Linked DNA regions of Homo sapiens: region 2 is linked to region 1. Evidence: read pairs that join two places in POLR2A ChIA-PET (ENCODE). Cell type or tissue: Panc1. All regions are shown on one strand. Each heading gives the region's core, and the rest is flanking DNA. Links, peaks and the distances in the headings are about the cores only.

Region 1 (12,635 bases), core at 3,108-11,107:
CCCATCTGTAAAAAGAGAAAAAAATACTATTATAAAAACGAAAAGACAAGCCACAGACTGGGGAAAAATATTTGCATATCACATATCTGATAAAGGACTTGTAACTAGAATGTATAAAGAACTCTGAAAACTCAATAATAGTAAAACACACATCTCTCCCAAAATGGGCAAAAAACTTTCAGACACTTAAATAATATATGCAGATGGAAAATTAGTATATAAAATATGTTCGACATCATTAATCATTAAGGAGATGCAAATTAAAACTACAATAAGATACTACTATGCACCTGTTGTAATGTCTAAGATCATACCATCTGTTGGGGAGGATATGGAGAAACTTGACAATTCCTTTTTATAAAATTATACTTTAAGTTCTAGGGTACATGTGTACAACGTGCAGGTTTGTTACACAGATATACATGTGCCATGTTGGTTTGCTGCACCCATCAACTCATCATTTACATTAGGTATTTCTCCTAATGCTATCCCTCCCCCAGCCCCCCACTCCCCAACAGGCCCCGGTGTGTGATGCTCCCCTCCCTGTGTCCATGTGTTCTCATTGTTTAACTCCCACTTATGAGTGAGAACATGCGGTGTTTGGTTTTCTGTCTTTGTGATATTTTGCTGATAATGATGGTTTCCAGCTTCATCCACGTCCCTGCAAAGGACATGAACTCATACTTTTTTATAGCTGCATAGTATTCCATGGTGTATATGTGCCATATTTTCTTAATCCAATCTATCATTGTTGGACATTTGGGTTGGTTCCAAGTCTTTGCTATTGTGAATAATGCCGCAATAAACATACCTGTGCATGTGTCTTTATAGCAGCATGATTTATAATCCTTTGGGTATATACCCACTAATGAGATTGCTGGGTCAAATGGTATTTCTAGTTCTAGATCCTTGAAGAATCACCACACTGTCTTCCACAATGGTTGAACTAATTTACACTCCCATCAACAGTGTAAAAACCTTCCTATTTTTCCACATCCTCTCCAGCATCTGTTGTTTCCTGACTTTTTAATGATCGCCATTCTAACTGGCGTGAGATGGTATCTCATTGTGGTTTTGATTTGCATTTCTCTGATAACCAGTGATGATGAGCATTTTTTCATATGTCTGTTGGCTGCATAAATGTCTTCTTTTAAGAAGTGTCTGTTCATATCCTTTGCACTTTTTGATGGGGTTGTTTTTTTTCTTATAAATTTGTTTAAGTTCTTTGTAGATTCTGGATATTAGCCCTTTGTCAGATGGATAGATTGCAAAAATTTTCTCCCATTCTGTAGATTGCCTGTTCACTCTGATGATAGTTTCTTTTGCTGTGCAGAAGCTCTTTAGTTTAACTAGTCCTCATTTGTCTATTTTGGCTTTTGTTGCCATTGCTTTTGGTGTTTTAGTCATGAAGTCTTTGCCCATGCCTATGTCTTTAATGGTATTGCCTAGGTTTTCTTCTAGGGTTTTTATGGTTTTACGTCTTTAATCCATCTTGAGTTAATTTTTGTATAAAGTGTAAGGAAGGGATCCAGTTTCAGCTTTCTACATATGGCTAGCCAGTTTTCCCAGCACCATTTATTAAATAGGGCATCCTTTCCCCATTGTTTGTTTTTGTGGGGTTTGTCAAATATCAGATGGTTGTAGACGTGTTATTTCTGTGGCCTCTGTTCTGTTCCATTGATCTATATATCTGTTTTGGTACCAGTACTATGCTGTTTTGGTTACTGTAGCCTTGTAGTTTAGCTTGAAGTCAGGTAGCGTGATGCCTCCAGCTTTGTTCTTTTTGCTTAGAATCGTCTTGGCTCTGTGGGCTCTTTTTTTGTTCCATATGAAATTTAAAGTCGTTTTTTTCCAATTCTGTAAAGAAAATCAGTGGTAGCTTGATGGGGATAGCATTGAAACTATAAATTACCTTGTGCAGTATGGCCATTTTCACGATATTGATTTTTCCTATCCATGAGCATGGAATGTTCTTCCATTTGTTTGTGTCCTCTTTTATTTTGTTGAGCAGTGGTTTGTAATTCTCCTTGAAGAGGTTCTTCACATCCATTGTAATTTGGATTCCTAGGTATTTTATTCTCTTTGTAGTAATTGTGAATAGGAGTTCACTCATGATTTGGCTCTCTGTTATTGGTATATAGGAATGCTTGTGATTTTTGCACATTGATTTTGTATCCTGAGACTTTGCTGAATTTGCTTATCAGCTTAAGGAGATTTTGGGCTGAGATGATGGGGTTTTCTAAATATACAATCATGTCATCTGGAAACAGAGACAATTTGATTTCCTTTTTTCCTAATTGAATATCCTTTATTTCTTTCTCCTGCCTGATTGCCCTGGCCAGAACTTCCAATACTATGTTGAATAGGAGTGGTGAGAGAGGGCATCCTTGTCTTGTCCCAGTTTTCAAAGGGAATGCTTCCAGTTTTTGCCCATTCAGTATATTGGCTGTGGGTTTGTCATAAATAGCTCTTATTATTTTGAGATATGTTCCATCAATACCTAGTTTATTGAGAATTTTTAGCATGAAAGGCTGTTGAATTTTGTCAAAGGCCTTTTCTGCATCTATTGAGATAATCATGTGGTTTTTGTCGTTGGTTCTGTTTATGTGATGGATTACACTTATTGATTTGTGTATGTTGAACCAGACTTGCATCCCAGGGATGAAGCTGACTTGATCGTGGTGGATAAGCTTTTAGATGTGCTGCTGGATTCGGTTTGCCAGTATTTTATTAAGGATTTTTGCATTGATGTTCATCAGGGATATTGGCCTAAAATTCTCTTTTTTTGTTGTTGTGTCTCTGCCAGGCTTTGGTATCAGGATGATGCTGGCCTCATAAAATGAGTTAGGGAGGATTCTCTCTTTTTCTATTGATTGGAATAATTTCAGAAGGAATGATACCAGCTCTTCTTTGTACCTCTGGTAGAATTCGGCTGTGACTCCGTCTGGTCCTGGACTTTTTTTGGTTGGTAAGCTATTAATTATTGCCTCAATTTCAGAGCCTGTTATTGGTCTATTTGGAGATTCAACTTCTTCCTGGTTTAGTCTTGAGAGGGTGTATGTGTCCAGGAATTTATCCATTTCTTCTAGGTTTTCTAGTTTATTTGCATAGAGGTGTTTATAATATTCCCTGATGGTAGTTTGTATTTCTGTGGGATCGGTGGTGATATCCCCTTTATCATTTTTTATTGCATCTATTTGATTCTTCTCTCTTTTCTTCTTTATTAGTCTTGCTAGTGGTCTATGAATTTTGTTGATCTTTTCAAAAAACCAGCTCCTGGATTCATTGATTTTTTTTTGAAGGGTTTGTTTTGTCTCTATTTCCTTCAGTTCTGCTCTGATCTTAGTTATTTGTTGCCTTCTGCTAGCTTTTGAATTTGTTTGCTCTTCCTTCTCTAGTTGTTTTAATTGTGATGTTAGGGTGTCAATTTTAGATCTTTCCTGCTTTCTCTTGTGGGTATTTAGTGCTATAAAGTTCCCTCTACACACTGCTTTAAATGTGCCCCAGAGATTCTGGTATGTTGTGTCTTTGTTCTTATTGGTTTCAAAGAACATCTTTATTTCTGCCTTCATTTCATTATTTACCCAGTAGTCATTCAGGAGCAGATTGTTCAGTTTCCATGTAGTTGTGCAGTTTTGAGTGTTTCTTAATCCTGAGTTCCAATTTGATTGTACTGTGGTCTGAGAGACAGTTTGTTGTAATTTCTGTTCTTTTACATTTGCTGAGGAGTGTTTTACTTCCAATTATGAGGTCAATTTTAGAATAAGTGCAATGTGGTGCTGAGAAGAATGTATATTCTGTTGATTTGGGGTGAAGAATTCTGTAGATGTCTATTAGGTCTGCTTGGTCCAGAGATGAGTTCAAGTCCTGGATATCCTTGTTAATTTTCTGTCTCATTGATCTGTCTAATATTGACAGTGGGGTATTAAAGTCTCCCATTATTATTGCCTGGGAGTCTAAGTCTCTTTGTGGGTCTCTAAGAACTTGCTTTATGAATCGTGATGCTCCTGTATTGGGTGCATATATATTTAGGATAGTTAGCTCTTCTTGGTGAATTGATCCCTTTACCACTATGTAATGGCCTTCTTCATCTCTTTTGATCTTTGTTGGTTTAAAGTCTGTTTTATCAGAGACCCAGGATTGCAACCCCTACTTTTTTTTCTTTCCACTTGCTTGGTAGACCTTCCTCCATCCCTTTATTTTGAGCCTATGTGTGTCTTTGCATGTGAGATGTGTCTCCTGAATACAGCACACCGATGGGTCTTAACCCGTTATCCAATTTGCCAGTCTGTGTCTTTTAATTGGGACATTTAGCTCATTTACATTTAAGGTTAATTTTTTTTTTTTTTTGAGACAGAGACTCACTCTGTCACCCAGGCTGGAGTGCAGTGGCACAATCCTGGCTCACTGCAAGCTCTGCCTCCTAGGTTCACACCATTCTCCTGCCTCAGCCTCCCGAGTAGCTGGGACTACAGGTGCCCACCACCACGCCTGGCTAATTTTTTGTATTTTTAGTAGAGATGGGGTTTCACCATGTTAGCCAGGTTGGTCTCAATCTCCTGACCTTGTGATCTGCCCTCGCTAGCCTCCCAAAGTGTTGGGATTACAGATGTGAGCCACCGCGCCAGGCCTACATTTAAGGTTAATATTGTTATGTGTGAATTTGATCCTGCCATTATGATGCTAGCTGGTTATTTCACTGTTTAATTGATGCAGTTTCTTCATAGCGTTGATGGTCTCTACAATTTGGCATGTTTTTGCAGTGGCTGGTACCGTTTGTTCATGTCCATGTTTAGTGCTTCCTTCAGGAGCTCTTGTAAGGCAGGCCTGGTGGTGACAAAATCTCTCAGCATTTGGTTGACTGTAAGGGATTTTATTTCTCCTTCATTTATGAAGCTTATTTTGGCTGGATATGAAATTCTGGGTTGAAAATTCTTTTCTTTAAGAATGTTGAATATTGACCCCCACTCTCTTCTGGTTTGCAGGGTTTCTGCAGAGAGATCTGCTAGTCTGATGGGCTTCCCTTTGTGGGTAACCCGCCCTTTCTCTCTGGCTGCCCTTAGCATTTTTTCCTTCATTTCAACCTTGGTGAATCTGACATTTATGTGTCTCGGGGTTGCTCTTCTCAAGGAGTAATCTTTGTGGTGTTCTCTGCATTTCTTGAATTTGAATGTTGGCCTGCCTTGCTAGGTTGGGGATGTTCTCCTGGATAGTATCCTGAAGAATGTTTTCTAACTTGGTTCCATTCTCCCCATCACTTTCAGGTACACCAATCCAAAGGAGATTTGGTCTTGATAATTCTTATATTGCTGGTGGGAATATCAAATGTACATCTGAGATGGTTTTCATCTGTGTCCCCACCCAAATCTCACATTCAATTGTAATCCCTGGTGTTGGAGGTGGGATCTGGTGGGAAGTGATTGGATCACAGGGACTGTTTCTCATGGTTAACATCATCTCCCTTGGAGCTGTCATTACGATAGTGAATTCTCATGAGATCTGGTTGTTAAAAAGTGTGTAGCACCGCCGCCTTCTCTCTGTTCCTCCTGCTTCAACCATGTAAGACATGCCTGCTTCCCCTTCACCTTCCACTATGAGTCAAAGCTCCCTGAGGCCTCCCCAGAAGCAGATGCAGCCAAGCTTCCTATACAGCTTGCAGTACTGTGAGCCACTTAAACCTCTTTTCTTTATAAATTATCCAGTCCCAGGTATTTCTTCATAGCAGTGTGAGAATGACTAGTATGATAGCCATTTTGGAAAACAGTTTGGCAGTTTCTCAATAATTTACCTAGGTATCTCTAACGTATATTGAGCCATTCCACTTCTAGGTACCTATATTAGGCTATTGGTGTGTTGCTGTAAAGAAGTACCCAAGACTGGATAGTTTATAAAGAAAAGTGGTTTAATTGAGTCACAGTACTGCAGGCTGTACAGGAAGCATGGCGCTAGGCATCTGCTTGGCTTCTGGTGAGGCCTCAGGAAACTTACAATCATGGCAGAAGACAAAGGGGAAGCTGGCCTATCACATGGCAAGAGCAGGAGTAAGACAGAGAGGTGGTGGGGTGCAGTGGGGAGGTGCCACACACTTTTAAACAACCAGATCTTGTGTGAACTCATTCATCACCAAGGGAATGGCACTAAGCCATTCATGAGGGATACTCCCCCATGATCCAAACATCTCTGACCTTCAGGCCTCACCTCCAACACTGGGAATTACATTTTAACATGAGATTTGGAGAAGACAGCCGAACTATATGAGAAATGAAAGCGTACGTGCATGCAAAGATTTGTACACAAATGTTTATTGCTGCCTTATTTATAATAGTCACAATTTATTTAGAAGTAACCCTAATGTCCCAAATCCATGGATGAATGAATAAACTAAATGTGGCACATCCATACAATGGAAATGCTCCTTGGCAATAAAAAGGATAAATTTTATATGTGCAATAGCATGGCTGAATCTCAAAATAATTGTGCTGAGTGAAAGAAGATGGACAAAAAGAGTATGTATGTATTATACTATTCATATAAATTTTTAGAATTTTGTTTTGTTTTGTTTTAGATGGAGTCTCACTCTGTTGCCCAGGCTGGAGTGCAGTGGTGCGATCTTGGCTCCTGACCTCAGGTGACCCACCCACCTCAGCCTCCTAAAGTGCTGAGATTACAGGCATGAGCCACTACGCCCAGCCTGAAGTTCATTTTCTTAATCACGGCGATGATTTCACAGATGCATACATATATACATAACAACCTCTCAAAATTGTTCACTTTAAGTATGGGCAGTTTATTGTTTGTCAATTGTATTTCAATAAATCAGTTAGAAAAAATCCCAGAAGAAGGGTGGGAAGCAGTAAAGTGAACAAAGAAGCTGGTAAATGTGTTGGTGAATTTAAATAAGTATTGATTACTATAGTAATAATAATAATAATTACTATTTTGGGGGTTTTAAAACAAGATTGAGGCCAGGCGTGTTGGCTCACGCCTGTAATCCAAGCACTTTGGGAGGCCGAGGCGGGTGGATCACGATGTCAAGAGATCGAGACCATCCTGGCCAACATGGTGAAACCCCATCTCTACTAAAAATATAAAAATTAACTGGGCGTGGTGGCATGTGCCTGTAGTCCCAGCTACTTGGGAGGCTGAGGCAGGAGAATCGCTTGAACCCGGGAGGCAAAGGTTGCAGTGAACTGAGATCACGCCACTGCACTCCAGCCTGGCAACAGACAGAAACTCTGTCTCAAAAAAACCAAAGCAAACCAAAACAAAACAAAACAAAAAAAACAAAACAACAACAACAACAAAAAACAAGATTGAACGAAAACACCTGATTTTGTATTGGTTTGGAAAAGTCTAGGGATTTTACTGAGTTCTAGATTTTAAGAGTGCATGATGTATACTTAACTTCATGCTAGTTCAGGGAAAAAAAGAATAGAATTAAAAAGAAATCAATCCAATTAAAAATGTGAAATAAGAAAAAAGAAGCAAATAAAAAGCATGTAAATTGAAAGACACAAAATAAGATAGAAGCTGAAGCCATGGGAAAACATACAGGAATAGCTGAATGCACACCCCTAAAAATTCCTATGGGACATCTACAGTGAACTCATTTTTCACAAAGGTGCTAAGAACATTCACTGGGGAAAGGAAAGTCTCTTCAATATTTGGAGCTAGGAAAACAGGATCTCCATATGCAGAAGAATGAAAGTAGACCCCTATCTCTTGCCATATACAATAATCAAGTAAGAATGGATTAAAGACTTAAATCTAAGACCCCAACTGTGAAACTACTAAAAGGAAACATTGGGAAAACTCTCTAGGACATTGGTCTGGGCAAAGATTTCTCAAATAATACCTCAAAGGCACAGACAACCAAAGCAAAAACGGACAAATGAGATCACATCCAGCTAAAAATCTTCTGCACAGCAAAGGAAACAATCAGCAAAGTAAAGAGACAACTCACACAATGAAAGGCAATATTTGCAAACTACCCATCTGAAAGGGATTAACAACCAGAATATATAAGGAGCTCAGACAACTTGATCAGAAAAAATGAAGTAATTGGATTAAAAAGTGGGCAAAAGATCCAAATAGATATTTCTCCAAAGAAGACCTACAAATGATTGATAGGTGTTTGAAAAAAATGCTCAACATTATTAATCATCAGAGAAATGCAAATGAAAACTACAATGAGATATCATCTCACCCCAGTTAAAATGGCTTTCACTCAAAAGACAGGCAATAACAAATACTGGTGAGGATATGGTGAAAGGGGAACCCTCGTACACTGTTGGGAGTGTAAATTAGTATAGTCACTATGGAGAGTAGTTTGAAGGTTCCTCAAAAAAACTAAAGATAGAACTACCATATGATCTAGCAATTCCACTAGTAGGTATACATCCAAATAAAGGAAAGTAGTGTATTGATTAGATATCTGCGCTCCCATGTTTATTGCAGCACTGTGCACAATAGCCAAGATTTGGAATCAATCTAAGTGTCCCCAAATAGATGAATAAATAAAGAAAATGTTGTACATGTACACAGTGGAATATTATTCATCCATAAAAATAATTAAATTCTGTCATTTGCAACAACATGGATGGAACTGGAAGACATTATGTAAGTGAAATAAGCCAGGCACAGAAAGACAAATTTCTCATGTTCTCACTTATATGTGGGAGCTAAAAATTAAAACAATTGAACTCATGAAGATAGAGAGTAGAATGATGGTCACCAAAGGCTGAGAAGGAAGCTTGGGGTAGGGTGGGGTAGGGGAGAATGGTTAATGGGCACAAAAATATACTTATATAGAATGAATAATATCCTAGTATTTTAGTATTTGATAGCACAACAGAGTGACTATGGTCAACAGTAATTTATTGTATATTTAAAAATAACTAAAAGAGTGATATTGGAATGTTCCTAACACAAAGAAATGATAAATGCTCGAGGCAATGGATACCCTGATTACCCTGATGTGATTATTACACATTGAGTGCCTGGATCAGTACATTGCCCTATGTACTCCATGAATATGGAGTATCCATAGTCACTAACATTTTTTAAAAATTTAAAAATCAATATAAAAATTCTGTACCCTGGTAGTGTTGCAAAAATGAAGTTCACAGTCACATTCAGAGTGATATTTTCTACAAATCCTCAAATAAATTTTGAAATTGAGCACACATATATAGGAATATGCTGATGCTTGTAATGTTTTCTTAATGTCACGAATTTTTTGAAAAAGGTTTTCTGCCATAAACCAGGGGCCTATATATGCTTATTATGTATAACAAACATGGTTTGAAGCAATGTTTCTCATGATTATAAAAGTAAATACAGTCAAGGTGTTGCCAACTAAACCTTGGGCTAATAATTTTATCTTATTATATGTCAGTATCTCCAACCTGTGATATATTTATAAAAACAAACGTTTCCATAATACTTTAACTCTAAGACCAGTGCTGTACTTATACTGAAAGTGAAATGTAAGACCTCCTATATTCTTCTCCTCTGAAAAAGTTTAGAGAGTTTTTCCATCCCTTGCATTCTAAAGTAAAAGGGGTGGGAGAGGAGGGGAAAATGAGACAGTTTAATTAAATGCAGTTGACTCTTCATTTGACCAGCATCTCTTGTCTGCTCACTGTATGCTAAGCACAGGGCTAGCCACAGACGGTACAAAGATGAATAAAGTATGCTCTTAAGAAACAGAAAAAAGGGCCGGGCGCGATGGCTTATACCTGTAATCCCAGCATTTTGGGAGGCTGAAGCGGGCAGATCATGAGGTCAGGAGTTCGAGACCAGACTGACCAACATGGTGAAACCCCATCTCTACTAAAAATACAAAAATTAGCCAGGCGTGGTGGCAGGCGCCTGTAATCCCAGCTACTCAGGAGGCTGAGACAGGAGAATCCCTTGAACCCAGGAGGCAGAGGTTGCAGTGAGCCGAGATTGTGCCATTGCACTCCAGCGTGGGCCACAGAGCAAGACTCTGTCTCAAAAAAAAAAAAAAAAAAAAGAAACAGGAAAAAAAAAATTCCTCTGGGAGTCAAAGAAGGCTTCCTGGAGGAAAGAACATTTATTTAGGATGATTTTAAAGAAGGATCAAAAGCTTCGCACTTATAGAAGGCAGGAATATAATAATAAATAGAAAGAGTTGCATGAGCCAAGGTACAGGAAGGTAAAAAGACTTGGTAGAGTCAGCACATAGGATGGGCCCCCTGTGCAGGTGGCTGGAGGGGCTGGGCAAGGGCTGCAAATGGAGGGTGGGTTCACATCACTGAAGGCCTTGAATAAGGGCGGTGGGGAACCACAGAGAGCTTTTCCAAGCAGAGGCGACGCGTGGGAGTAGAGTTTTCAGGGAATCCCCCTAGGGTGGTGTAGAGAATGAATTGCTGAGGCGGTTCTGGAGGCAGGAAGACTGGGGATGGAGAGAGGCCACCATCCATCCCTTACAACCCAGCTTCCAGCTCAGCATCAGGAACAGGCACGTGGCACAAAGATGTTCCCAGGGAGCAATGACTTCCTGGCTCAGTGCTAAGGAGGCTAAATTGGAGATAATTGTACTCCCAGCAAATCAGTAACAGCACCATCTCAGTGGAAACCTGCTGCCTAACCTGATCTAACTTCTGACCTTCAGATCCACCTTATGAAGTGAGAGCAGTGAGGAAGGAGCCCTGGCCTAGGGTCTGAAGGCCTGGGTTTTGGTGCCCAATTCAGCACTAGCTCACTGTGTAACCTTGGCCAATTCCCTTGCCCAATCTGAGCCATGTAATCTGTCACTCCTGCCTCACACAGAGGGTGTTAGACCAGCAGGCGTTTTCCTCTCTGACCATCTAGGACTCATTCCAGGCAACTTTACACTGGGTCAGATGCAGCTCCAGATCTCTGCACCCCACCTTAATATCCCAACCACCAGCTTGCTGTCCTAGCAGGGCCACCCCCATCCTACCACTGGGCTCCCCCACCTGGGGAAGCAAGATCTTCTGACTGTTCTCTTTCTTCAGAATGAAAACAACTTTATTGTTTTCATTATTAAAATAATATAGACTCATTAAAAAGAAATTTAAACCATAAGAGAAGTATACAGGAGAAAGTAAAATTTAAGTGAAATCTTATTATACAAAGGTAGCCACCATTAAGATTTTGGTAACAGTCTTCCAAGATAACTCCTTATGTTCACACACACACACAAACACACACCCACAACTTTATGTAAACTGGATCATAGTATTTTAACTATGGTGCAATCTCAGTTTTTCACTCCATAATATGTCATGGATATCTATGTAAAAAATATATTTATCTTATTACTGTCAAAGTTTTACTTTGATTACATACTCACATACAAATATACAATTTACATAAATGTATAAACGTGATCAGCATGAACATGAGCAGAATCCAGTTACGTCTTTATTTTTAGTGGCTCCCTATTTTTCTCTATAGTCCATAGATGGACCATAAACACTGTAGCAGCAAACACCTTTAAACATATATTCTTTTGCATTTTTAGGATAAATTTCTAGATGCAGAACAGTTAGGTAGAAAAATGTAGGGGCTGGGCATGGCAGCTTATGCCTATAATCCAGCACTTTGGAAGGCCAAGGTGGGAGGATCACTCGAGTTCAGGAGTTCAAGATCAGCCTGGGCAACATAGGGAGATACTGCCTCTACAAAAAATTTAAAAATTAGCTGGGCATGGTGGTGTATGCCTATGGTCCACGCTACTTGAGAAACTGAGGCAGGAGGATGACTTGAGCCCTGGAGGTCGAGGCTGCAGTGCCCTGTGATTACACACACCACTGCACTCCAGCCTGGACCCTGTCTCAAAAAAAAATGTGAATATTAAAATTTTTGATATTGCCCTCCAAAAAGCTAGTACCAATCTCACTGCTACTGACAATACATGAATGCCTGTTTCTCAGCACTCTTTCTAAAAGAAGGCATTGTCAATTTGTAATCTAACAGGTGAACTTGTCATTATTGTTTTTATTATCATTTATTTGGTTATTAGTGAAATTGATCATCTGCTTATTGGCTATTTGGATGTTTTCTTTTGTGAAATGGCCTGTTTATGTCCTTTGTCTATTTTTTTCTGTTGGATTAAATTTGTTTGTTTCTTATTGCTTTTTAAGAACTCTTTGTATATTAGGGATTTAACCTTAACCCATCTGGTTTCTCAGGGTCCGTGGAGTTGGGCAATGTAGTCCCCTGTGAAGTCAGATTCCCAAGAGATTGGAACAGTTCTGCCTCTGGTCAGTGGAGGGCAGCAGTGGCAGCAACATTCACTTTCAGGCTGGACGCACAGGTCTGCCCAGGAGCTGGACATACACACACACACACACACACACACACACACACACACACACACACACACATACACCACCCCCTGCCCCCCCGCAAGAGACTTCCTTCCTTTCTCAGGAAGCCACTTGATTCACTGACCCTTAAGGGCCCCAAACACAAATTATTTCCCCTTAGTCTCTAGAGATAACCTCTAAACATTGAAGAGAATCAGGCTCTGAAGTTAGACTGGAGTTCAAAATCCAACTCTGTCATCTCCTGGCTGGGGGCTGGGTGTGACATTCATGACCTCTGTACCCTCAATTTCCCCATCTGTGAAATGGGTCCAG
Region 2 (12,635 bases), core at 2,263-10,262, 170 kb after region 1:
ATCCACTTTATCTTATGTTCTAGGGAGGGAAAATTAGGCTGCATAAAAAGTGGTAGGAGGTATAATTCCTGATCTCACAGAAACTGAAAAACTAATTGTAAAGGTGAGGTGCAATTGAAATTATAAGGATCATCAAGCAACAAATCAGTAAATGATAGTTCCATTCAAACACAGACTACCTCACAGAATCCCAACATCTTCTCTTAGTTCAAAGTCTCACCTCCCTTTTCCCAAATGTTGGCCAGAATTGGGTTTCATTTCTTGCTTTTCATTACACACTGGAAAATCTCAACTGAAGTACTTATAAATATAAAAAATAAAATGGGAAAATAGGGCAGAAAATTAAGAGGGTAGAATAATCTACATCCTGGATGATCAAGTCTCAGTTCTATTTCTGTGAGTGTAGTTAATCATACTGAATTGCACACTTAAAATCTAGTCATATTCTGACCTTCCCTCCTCTATCCTTCACGTGATTGAGAGAGCAATCAAGAGAGTAAGAGAGCACACTTGAAAGACAGCCACAGCTATCAAAAGCATGAGCTAGAACAGAGGCTGTGTAGAGGCTGTTCCTTCTACCCATTCCTTCCTACATGGAAAAATAATATTTATTTGTCATCCCATCACAGACATTCAGTCCTCTGCTTGTAGAGTATACCCATTTAAGAGGGGAAGAAAATATAATTTTTCACATTAATGAGAGCATGATTAGTGCAAAAAGCCAAAGTCATCATTAATGTCCTGTTGCTATCTCCCCAGTACTGCTCAGTTTGGGGGTTATCATTTCTATTTCTTTTTTCCTTTTGTAGCAGCTAGGGCAGACACTGTGGAGAGTGTACACTCAAATCTTGTTAAGAAATAAGACAAAAGTCTTGAGGGAGCATGGCATTCCTTTACAGAAAAACTGTACAGGCCAGGACAGCCACTGCTCCCCATGCAGGGGAGAGAGACTTACTGCAGCAACCTGGGCACGTGGGCACAGTGCACTTCCCACACTCTTGTCGCCTGTCTCCTCCTGTGGGCAAGCATGCCTTTCCTTTCTTCTCTCTCCAGTTCTAGGCTTTGTCTCCCCGCCCACCGCCCCCCTGCCCCCCCACCCCCCCACTGCCCCCCTGCCCCCCACCCCCCCACCGCCCCCTGCCCCCCCCATCCCCCCTGTCCCCCCCTTCCCCCCGGTCTCCCCTGCCCACTGTCCCCCTTGCCCTCCCACCATTCCCCCTGTCCCCCCACCATCCCCCCCGCCCCCCACCATCCCCCCACCCACTGTCCCGCCCCTCCTCCCACTACCACCCCCAACCACCCGTGTCTTTTCTGTGTCAGTAGTTTTTGATTCCCCAGTCCCTGGTTTTCCCACTCTTTCCCTGCCCCTGGTCCCTGCCATCTCTCACACCTGTGCCCATGCTCCCTTTCACCACTGATTTCTCAGAGCTGCTCCTTGGGTGGGCCCATCCTCAGTGTGCTCACCCTCCCTCACTCTGCCTTGGCTCTCTGGAATACGAGCACGTCCTCCCCCTCGCTCTTGCTCCCACTCTTGCCCTCTTGCCCCGCTGTGATTGATCCAGACTGGTAGCTCCGTTTCCCTCTAATGAGCTCTCTCCCCTACTCGACCTTCTTGCTGCCTCCTGGGCTGCTCGCCCTTGACCAGTCTCCTGCCTCTGGCTCCCCGTGGCTCTCCCAAGTGCCCGCACCCTTGCTGCACATGCTCCAGCTCTCTCTCCTGTCGCTTGTAGTCTCCCCCTCCCTGAGCATCTGCCATCCCAGGCTTGATCAGCAGGTCTGTCTCTTCAATTCACACAGACACTCTCTCTTACTTCTTGGATAGTGCATGCTCATGTTGCTCTCTGTCCCCAGCTTGCACCCTCTGTTCTAGCTCACACTTTTGATAGCTGTGGCTGTCTTTCAAGTGTGCTCTCTCACTCTCTTGACTGCTCTCTCTCTCAATCACTTATGTAAAGGATAGAGAAGGAAAGTTCAGAATATGACTAGATTTTAAGTGTGCAATTCAGTACCATTAACTACACTCACCTGTTGTGCAATCATCACCACCATCTATTCCCAGAACTTTCTCATTACCCAAAACAGAAACTCTGTAACCATTAAGCAATAACTCCTCAGTCCCCCTTGTCCCCTGCCTATCCCCTAACCTCTAATCTACTTTCATTCTCTATGAATTTGCCTGTTCTAGATAGCTCATTTAAGTGGAAGCATATTAATATTTGTCCTTTTGTGTCTGGCTTGTTTCACTTAGCATAATGTTTTCAAAGTTCATTCATGTTGTAGCATGTATGAGAATTTCTTTCCCTTTGATAGCTGAATAGTATTCCATTGTATACCTACATACACACCACATTGTGTTTGTTCATCTGTTGATGAACACTGGGGTGGTTTCCACCTTTTGGCTATTGTGAATAATGTTGCAATGGAATGAACACGGCATATAAGTCCTTGCTTCTGTTCTGTTGGGTATAACCTAGCAGTGAAATCTCTGGGTCATATGTTATTCCATGTTTGGGCATGTGAATATCCATTTGTCCCTGCATCATGTGTTGAATTACCTCTGTTCTTGGGCCCACCCAGTGCCCCCACCCCACAAGCTGCTCCATGTGGGATGTGAAACCCTCCATGATCTGACCCATTTTGCCTTCCTGGCCTCATTTTCCACACTTGCACTCTCTCTGGTCTCAGCATTATGACCAAGGTGCCCAGGTCATTTGGAATTTGGCTGCCTTGCTACTTCCTACCTCTGTGGTTTTTACCGCTGTGGTTTCACTCACGCTATTCCCCTCCCCTGAAATGCCTTCCTTCAATTTTTCATGTAACCAACTCCTTAGATCTTCAAAACAACTTGAGTCTCTCCTGTGAAATATGCACTGAATGCAACCCCCCCAACTCTTCTCCTCTTGCTTCCTTCAAATTAGGTTCCAGTGTCTTCCTTTAAGCCATCCAGCTTAAAGGCTGCTCCCAGAGCACTCTGTGCCTGCCTGTCTCCTAGCACTTACAACATAGCCTTACAAGAAAGTGATTTGCTTGGGGGTGGGATCATGTCATATTTTCCCATAATACCTTGTGCTTCGTTCCATAGATGTTTGTTGAATAAAATTGCTTGAAATGCACCATACTCCATCCTACTCCTCATCTGAAAGCTTAATCTCTACCTCATCCACAAATTTCTCACCAACTAGTTTAAAACATCAGCCACCTGTGATTTCACTTCAGTACCTTCCATCAATGGTGTCTATACTAATAATAGTGATTATTTATTGAGCACTTACTACTTGTCAAGCACTATCATAGATACTATGACCTCCCTTATGGTATAGGTATGATTATCCCAATTTTGTCAATGAGAAATATATCTAAGCAATTTATGTAAGGTCATCATAGAACTGGGATTCAAAACCAAGTCCGACTCCAAAGCCAGAGCGCTTCCCATGATCCTCTCTGCAACTTCACCTTGAGCCATTATTTCAGCCACACTGGGTGAAGTCCGTGTCAAAGCATACTAGATTTTCAGTTGAAAACGAACTGATATCTCTGAATTTAATTCCCTAATTGTTAATTAATGTCCATTTATACTTACAAAATATTCTATGTAATATATATATAAAGGATAATATGCTTGTGTATCCATCAACCAGTATGAGAAATCAAAAATTACCATAATCTCCCTTGTTTTTTCTATGCAAGAACGGAGACCCAGTGTGGGGGAGGTAAGTGACTTGGGGTGATATGGCTCCCCTGATTCTCATCCAGTACCATGGAAGGCACCTCAGGAAACCTCCTGCCCGCATGGTGGTGGTGACTTATCAACGAGAGAGGTGAAGTTTGCCCTGCAGAGAAACCAGAAGCTAGGGTCCTGCCATATGTCACTTTATTGTTGGTCTCCTAGTAGAAGGGAACTTGAGTTGGAAGAAAACATAATTAGTAAGTGTGGACCCATATAACAGCTTTAAAACTTTTTTTTCTACAGTTCCCCTTTTTGAACCAGAGCTTTCATATCTCCCCCTTCACACCTTCCTTCCGCTCAAAGTTCTGGCTGCTGGAGAGTAGCGGAGGCATTCTGCAGTCTCAGTAAGGGCTACTGAGGCATCTGTGGACTCTCCTTACATCCTTCCCTCTGGTGACCCACATTAGAAAATCTGAATCCTTAAACTTTCACAGTATCTAGGCTTTCAGTATTCTACCCACCCCTTTTCAATTTCCTTTTAATTCCTACTCTTATTCTTTCCTTCTCTTCCAACTAGTTCTTTATTTCTTCCCCAAGGCCACCCATCCCTGCGGACTCCCATTATAAATCACAGCCAAATCTCATTAATGGCTAACATCAAGAACTAGAAGTCTGTTTTTCTCTGGGTTCCTACTCACTGTGTGGTTTTGTATGAGCCCGGGCTCTGAAGGGCTATGATTCCTATTTAAGTCACTTCTCCCCTCCTAACTGCAATGGGCCACTTTGAATGATGTGCTGAATATAACTGGCTTGGATAGTGATCTTATTACAGGTCTCTGCTGCCCACAGGGCCTGAGACCAGCAGCTGGAGAAACGCTGATGGTTCTGCCCTCCCAGGAGCCGCCAAGTCTACGAAACACTAGGCCTTTGTCCCCAGTGTCAGGGAAATCCATTTGCTGTGGATTACAGCTGTGACAGAGGTTCCGGGAAAGCAGAGGGGAAGGATACTGAAAACCTCTCTCCAAATCTAGCCTAAAGCCCTGGGGTAAGGCAGGGTGAGGTTTTTCCTAATGGAATCAGAGCTGGGCAGGAAATGAGAAGTCTCGTCAGCCCCATCGTGGCTGCTGGTATTATCATGAGGCGGCTTGGTATGGAGAGTCTGAAGAGATGGGTGAACATATTCCTTTGCTGTGGCTCTGCTTCTCCTTTCTGGATGCCCCTCCGCCAGAGGCATAAGGCAGTAATAACAGAAGATTCAGACTCCCTAGACTTAGGGGACCTGGGGGAGGCCTCCTTACACCTCTCGGCTGCTGCATGAACATAAGTGTCCTGATTTGTTCCAGTCTGAAGCCACTGACTCACTGGGAGCAGTCCAAATGGATGCAGCTCAAACCATCTCAAAAGGTCCCTCCCTCTCCCCTGTCCTCTGCATGTTGCCACCTTTAGTGTCTCTAGAAACCAAAGTAAGTAAATGAAGGCCAACAAAAATAGAAGTGAAGGATGAGGAATTAAAGCTGGTCATATAGTCCTAGCAATCCAAACAGAATGATTTCATTGTGATGCAAAACACTATAAATTTAAATGAGTAAACTTTCTGAAACCTTACTGTTTTCTTCCTAATTTATAAAAGGCAGGTTATATCAAGTATTTCTATAACAAGGTGGTGCTGGTTGGTTGAAGAATATGAGGAGGAAAAAGAAGGATTTGCTGTCTTTTGGAAGGGATGTACAGTGAAAGCCACACTGTGCAGATGCTGAATGCTTGGGGACGGGATGGATGAGTTTGTCTAGACTTGGGCAGCCCTGGACTCACTGCTGTAAGGCAGAGCAAAATATATTCTGTGTCTTCTATGGGCCCCTAATCAAATATAAGCAGTGTCCTTATAAAAGAACGCCATGTGAAAACAGGCACACACGGGGAGAAGCCAGCCACGTGAAGATGGAGGCAGAGATTGGAGCTATGCTGCCACCAGCCAAAGAACACCTGCAGCCACCAGAAGCTAGGAAGAGGCGAGGAAGGACTCAGGGGGAGCATGGCCCTGCCGACACCTGGATTTCATACTTCCAGCCTCCAGAACGGTAACATGATACATTTGTGTTGTTTTAAGCCACCCAGTTTGTGGTAATTTGTTAAGGCGGCCTTAGGGAACTATTATGCTGCCTAATACTCAACCTGACCAGCCTAAAAAGGTCAACTGAAACTAATGGTAAAAAAGGGTGCAAAGGCATTAAAAACAGCCTCGTTAATATCATGGCTTTGTATGCTCCAAGGCAAGGCTTCTCAAAAATGTGGTCCCTTGGCAACTCTCCAAAAATGCAAATTTTCAGGCACCACTTCAGACCTACGGAATCAGAAATTCTGGGAGCAGGGCTCAGCAGCCTGTGTTCTCACAGCCTTCTGGGAGATTCTGATGCTGATGAAGCATGAGAGCCACTGCTCTAAGGGGCCCCACTATCCATTTGAATATGAGATTTAAAAGGGGCAGTCATCATTGATGCCATAAGATGGTCATAATGAAGTCCCTGCAAAAAGGGGCTAGAATTTGAGATGGGAAGAGTTACCAAACATAGTTTCTTCCCTGCTGAAACCTCAAAATACCTCCACGTGGAAAGAAAATGTTGGCAGCACTCTGTTTAGGGATCTTCCTGTTTCTCTCCAGCTTCATTGCCTACCACGTGCTCCCACACAGCTGATTCCAGAATTAGTCATATGCTGTCTCACCCCTTGCCCAGACCTTTCCCTCTGCCTGGGCCACTCCCCAGGCCCCTCACTCTCCATCTCCCTGGCCGGAGCGCATTCACCCTTTGCAGTTCAGCTATAACGTCTGTTCCTCTTAGGGACTTCCTTTTTGTACCCCAGCCTAGATTTGGTGCCTTCTTCTGAACTTTAATAGCATAGCAGGACAGCTGATTTTATTTACTAGGTAGTGATTCCATTATTTTTAGATTCCTAATGCCTAACATGGTGCCGAGCCAGCAACAGTAAGATTTTGTTAAATGAGGAATGAATAAAGCTTGAAGCTCTTTGGGAAGCTCTTCACCTCCTGATGAGGAACCCAAGGTTAAAATACCGAAACACACTGTGCAAATACCATGTTATCTGAGAAGGGACCTTTGAAACTATTAGTAGCCATTAGCACCTTTACTCAAATTTGTGGGTCCAGATGGCTACTCTCAACAGGGCCTAGGACATGTAAATTTTGATTTGGGAATGGAGAGGGGAAATGAAAGATGAGTGGTGTTGAAGTGATGGGTGTGGGACTGTGGTCACTGCAAAAAGCAGATGTAGAAGGTCCTGGCCAAAAGGCTGGGACTAGACCCAGTCACACATTGACTAGGTGGGAGCTAGGCAGCAGCATTATGTGGAGATCATAATACCTTACCCCGACCTCCCAGAGCTTCCGGAAAATGAAACAACATAAATAGGAGAAAGCATTTCGGAAACAAAAATCACACAAAGGCAAAGTATCATGAGAGAGAGTTTAGAAAAGGGGAGAGACGTTCTACTCCATAAAAATGAGCAAACATTGCCAGGGCAGGGTTTACATACAGGAATGCAACCCTGGCCATGTTACGTAACCTTTCTGCGCCTCATTTGCCTCTCTGTAAAATGGACAAGAGTGCAGACTTCATTGGTTTTAAATAATAGGTAAAACAATGCATTTAAAACATCCAGCACAGCTTAAGCATGGATTACAAAGAGAGTACATTAAGGTAGGACAGAAGTTGACTTTTTTTCCCTCAGAGAAAAAAGATACTATCATTTCCTTCAATAAACTCAAAGTTAGATTTTGAGACCGGCTGGTCTCAGGCCCTGTGGGCAACAGAGACCTATAATAAGATCACTATCCAAGCCAGTTATAGTCAGCACAGTGTTCTCAGGTCTAGTAACTTTCTTGGGTCTAGTAACAGAATAAAAATTTTTTTTTTTTTTTGAGATGGAGTCTTGCTCTCTCGCCCAGGCTGGAATGCAGTGGCATGATCTCGGCTCACTGCAACCTCTGTCTCCCAGGTTCATGCAATTCTCCTGCCTCAGCCTCCTGAGTAGCTGGGATTACAGGCCTGCACCACCACACCCGGCTAATTTTTGTATTTTTAGTAGAGATGGGGTTTCACTATGTTGGCCAGGCTGGTTTTGAACTCCTGGCCTCAGGTGATCCACCTGCCTCGGCCTCCCAAAGTGCTGGGATTACAGGCGTGAGCCACTGTGCCCGGCCCAGAGTAAATTTTTTTATGTTATAATCTCAGTCAGCTCTTCCTTGTTTAGCCTTTGTAAGGGTATGCATTTTGGGGATTTATACATAGAAATCTCAGTACCAAGGTCACGAAAAAGACTGCTATAAAAAAAAGACCCCTGGCTGAGTGCGGTGGCTTACGCTTGTAATCCCAGCACTTTGGGAGGCCAAGGCTGGTGGATCACAAGGTCAGGAGTTCAAGACCAGCCTGGCCAACATAGTGAAACCCCGTCTCTACTGAAAATACAAAAATTAGCCGGCCGTGGTAGTGGGCGCCTATAATCATCCCAGCTACTCATGAGGCTGAGGCAGGAGAATCCCTTGAACCTGGGAGGCAGAGGTTGCAGTGAGCCGAGACCATGACATTGTACTCCAGCCTCGGTGACAGAGTGAGACTCTGTCTCAAAAAAAAAAGATCCCTATAAAAATCTTTTCAAGCTGGGTGTGGTGACGCACACCTGTAATCCCTGCTACCCAAACTGAGATGGGAAGACTGCTTGAGCACAGGAGTTCATGACCAGCCAGGGCAACATAGTGAGACCTCATCTTAAAAACAAAATCTCTCCATACTAAATCTCCCCACAGAGCACAACACACAGCACACAGTGCATACACAGTGTGCACACAAAGTGCACATAACACATACACAAAGCACACAGCACACAGTGCGCACACACATCACAGTGTGCGCACACACACCCTGCACACATACAAAGCACACACACAGCACATACACAAAGTGCACACACAGCACACATGTGCATGTGCACATACACATACACACAGCTACTATTTCTAGAGTTGGCCATTTTCTCCTGCTCCTGCTCAGCCTTGAACTGGCCTGATGGTTAAACCGTAGTATGCTGGCCATTCTGCCGCTGCTATGTCCTGACAAGTATGACTAGGCCAACACAGGGATCATGGGAAGTGGCTAATTATCAGGCTTTCAGAATAAAGTTCAAGGGCCTAAAAACTTATCTAGAAATTTTTTACTGGCCTTCTTTTTCTCTTCCTCCACCCCTGAAATCGGGCTGTATCTTAGGCCTACCAGTGGCCCTACAGGTACCACTTAACTCTTTGTAACTCTGGGGTCAAGGATTTTGCTGACTTTCATGAACACTAGCATTGAGAGTGCCCTAGAGAAGCAGTGACTGTACGGGGTGCCCTGTTTTCTTGTGAAGATCTGAGCATGCTCCCCCCAGAGCTTCTTCCAAGGATACAGCCTACCTCCCTTGGAGTTTCCCTTTACATCTCCTATAAGGAGACTAAAGGAATGGGGCTTTAAGCTCTTTGATATATTCTAAAGAGAGACTGCCAGGGATAGATGGGGTGTCTCCCATCACAAGGGCCTTAATTAGGTATGTAGATGGTCTTTTATCCATTAGGAGGCCAGTATTTTCAGGCCAGCCACTGGTAAATGATAATAATTCTTGCCATTTATTGCTTGCTCAGGGACATAATATCATTTATTCTTCACAACCACCCTCTGGTACAGACACTACTTCCTCATTTTTCTCACAAGACAACTGAGATTCATAGAGGCCCTGTAACTTATCGGAGCCCCAGAGCTAGCAAATGGCAGGTGTAGGATCGGAAACACAGGTTTCAAAGTCCATGCACAAGAGGCAGAATTACTTGTGCTTATTCCGATCCAGGCCTCTCTGGGCCAGTCAGTTCTTATGAAGTTCACTTGGCTCCCATAGCCTTCTGTTTACTAGCCTATCTCACAAGAGTCATCTCCCGCAGCAGCGTCAGTCTAAGGCAAATGTGTCAACTAGAACTCTCTCAGGCCCTGCCTGGTATCCCTGAAATCACACTCTGAGTAATAATTAGGGCATGTCTAACATTTGTAGGCCTTTCCTGTTCATAAGTATTTCAACATATATTATCTACACATAAGGTTGGTCCTGTTAGCAATGTTTACAAAATCATTTGCAATCATTTAATTGAAAAGTAATACAAAACAAAAACAACTGTCCCACAGGAGAGAGGGGATAGAGGATGCCCACCTTTCCTGAATGCCCACCACATGCTGGGCACAAGCTCAGAGAGGCAATATAATTTATAAGAAAGAGGAGGAGCTTCATAGTTGGAGAAAGCTGTCTTGATTCCTGTCTCTGCCCCAGCTAGAAGACCTGAGACAGGTTACTTAACCTCCACAGGCCTTTGTTTCCTCATCTGGGAAACAGTGCTAATGACAGCAATTTTTTTTTTTTTTTTTTTTTTTAGACAGAGTTTTGCTCTTGTTGCCCAGGCTGGAGTGCAATGGCGCGATCCTGGCTCACCGCAACCTCCGCCTCCCAGGTTCAAGCGATTCTCCTGCCTCAGCCTCCCGAGTAGCTGGGATTACAGGCATGCGCCACCACGCCCAGCTAATTTTTTGTATTTTTAGTAGAGACAGGGTTTCACCATGTTGGTCAGGCTGGTCTCGAACTCCTGACCTCAGGTGATCTGCCCACCTCGGCCTCCCAAAGATTACAGGCATGAGCCACCACACCCAGCCCAGTGACAGCAATTATGAAGAGTTATTGGGAAAAGTAAATAAGAAAATGCAAGCACCTAAAAAATACGTAGAAAGAAAACACCCAGCACCATGTGCAGCACAGAATGGGCATCATTCTATCATGATCAAGTCTCCTCTGCCTGATTAATCCTTCCAGCATTGCTTTAGATCAGTGATTACATGAGGCAGCAGGTTCTGAGAGGTAAAGTAACTTCTAAGATCATAAAACTATGAAGTGGCATAAATCAGAATAGTCTGAATCTGGAGCTCATGTCCAGGTTGTAACGTGGGAGTGCCTTGAATGTGGAGAAGGGAAGATTCTCAAACATGTGGGTTTTTAATCCCTTACAATTTTTGACTACACTCTTAGTCCTGGCTTGGACACAAACTTTCCACCAGGCTCCCAAAAGCCCCATTCTCAAGTCCAAGAAATGTTCTTGTTAAAAAAAAAAAAAAAAGAAAGAAAGAAAAAAAACCCCCTCACCTACAGATGAAGTTGGAAGAAGTGACAACCAGGACAGACGTAAGCCACGGGTTGTGCATGTGGTGGGTGTTTGGCAGGGTGTGGGGGGTGCGAAAGAGACGAAGCTAGTTGGTGATTGCTATTACTAGATTCAATCCCCCACGCAACTCCAAGCTCTGTGCAGTAAAAGCATTTTAGAAATCCAGAGCAGTGAATGTTCAACACACATTCTTCTTGGGGATATTGTTCATGCAATGCTTCATCAGTTCTCAGGGTGTTTGGATTAATCTTAAGCCTACATTACATTATAAACAGGAGTATAACTTGAACTTCCAGCTTCCTTTCTCTACTCCTTTCCTCCATCTTCTTTGGGACCGTTCCCTTTTGAAGGCCTCATTGCTTTGGCCCAGCCACCACTTAAAGGGCCCAGCCCTTCCCAGGACATTTCCTCCTGCTTGCTTCTGCCCTGGCAACTTGTCCTGGCAGCTGTTTCATAGCTCTGGAATCACAAAGCAATTCCAGAGTCCCCTGGGCCTAGCTCTGGGGCCTCCTTACCCTCATTTGCCCCAAATAATAGCCTTTAATTGCTATTAACATTCCTTTCTAGCAGAAACATAGCATGCACATCTGTGGTCAGCCTGTGATCTACTGTGACCACCGGCCTTTTGCTTCCTGCCGTATTTGGAATGTTCTATTCCATTTTATACTCGTAAGTTTGCCTTTCCTCTGTTAGCATACATCTTGGCTTTTAGCTTCTTGTATTTCTAACCTGTTCCCTATTTGCAGGGGAAAATTATCTAAATGGATAGGTCCCCCTCAACCTCCCATTCTTTCCAGTCAAGCATAACTCTACCCTACTTCTTTTATCATATTTATGAAACGTAGGTAGCTAATTTTCAAATTAAAGTATGCAGAACTAGGACTACAGAGTGGAAATTATAAGAAGATAGATTTCAACTGAATAGAAAAAAAGTGCTTCCTAATCACTGGAGCTGTTTAAAAAGTAGAGTGGGGCTGGCTGTGAGGAAGTGAGTTCCTAGTCGGTGGAGGGGTTCAAGCAGAGGCTGGGCAACCATGGGGCAGGTGGAATTCGTGCAGCATCATCACTAGGGGCTCTTTTAACCATGGTAGCATATAATTCTGTGAAAACTTTTTACTGGACATCAGAAATCCACCTGAAATTTTAAGCTTTTTGCTTATTTTTAACTTATCCATTTATGGACATTTTCAATACTAATCTTGTTTTTCAAGATGCAGGGCAGCTCCCAACTGCTTTTCACCATCTAGTTACTAGAGTAAATTCCATTAGTACGAACTTCTGGATGTTCATCATCTACTTAAGGTGGAGAAAAACACTGTTCTTATTTTATGGATAGGACAGCCACAAAGTGGTCAAGTATAAAAGTCCATCTCTTTTGGATTCCCACAACACTTGTCAGCTGCCCAACCACCACCATCCGCCCCTTCCCATATTTATTGAACAATTACTATATGTTTGGTACTGAATGCAATACAAACATGACTCGGATATTGACTCTATTTTTAAGAAGTTAACAGTTTAAGAGGAAAAATAAGAAAAGCACATAAATATAACAGGAGTCAGCATTTTTTTTTTTTTTTTCTCTGTAAAGGGACAGAGTATCTAGGTTAGGCCTTGTACACCACATATGGTCTCTGCTGCACATTCTTCTTCGGTTCCTCACCCCCTCCAACCATTAAAAAAATGTAAATACTATTCTTAGTTTGAGGGACTTACATAAACAAGTTG

The links. ChIA-PET counts read pairs that join two places held together with the same protein. Peaks named below come from ENCODE experiments on the same cell type or tissue, not always from the same donor. Only the 100,000 strongest peaks of a DNase experiment are listed, where the experiment ranks them.
Region 2: POLR2A ChIA-PET joins it to region 1 with 6 read pairs; 3 of 35 experiments call an interaction of 5 or more read pairs at or near these places.

What each region holds. Positions count from the first base shown.
Region 1 is chr1:33,206,602-33,219,236 of GRCh38, forward strand. It overlaps a transcript of ZNF362 not described here. Among named protein-coding and RNA genes, the nearest start is that of TRIM62, 31 kb to the left of the region's middle. RefSeq lists an enhancer at 4,536-4,705 and a silencer at 5,480-5,539. In Panc1, for the core only: no CTCF peak of the experiment used is centred there; no DNase peak of the experiment used is centred there.
Region 2 is chr1:33,378,214-33,390,848 of GRCh38, forward strand. All of the region lies in intron 1 of PHC2 (polyhomeotic homolog 2), which reads right to left. Among named protein-coding and RNA genes, the nearest start is that of PHC2-AS1, 34 kb to the left of the region's middle. In Panc1, for the core only: no CTCF peak of the experiment used is centred there; DNase peaks (open chromatin) are centred at 6,348 and 9,697.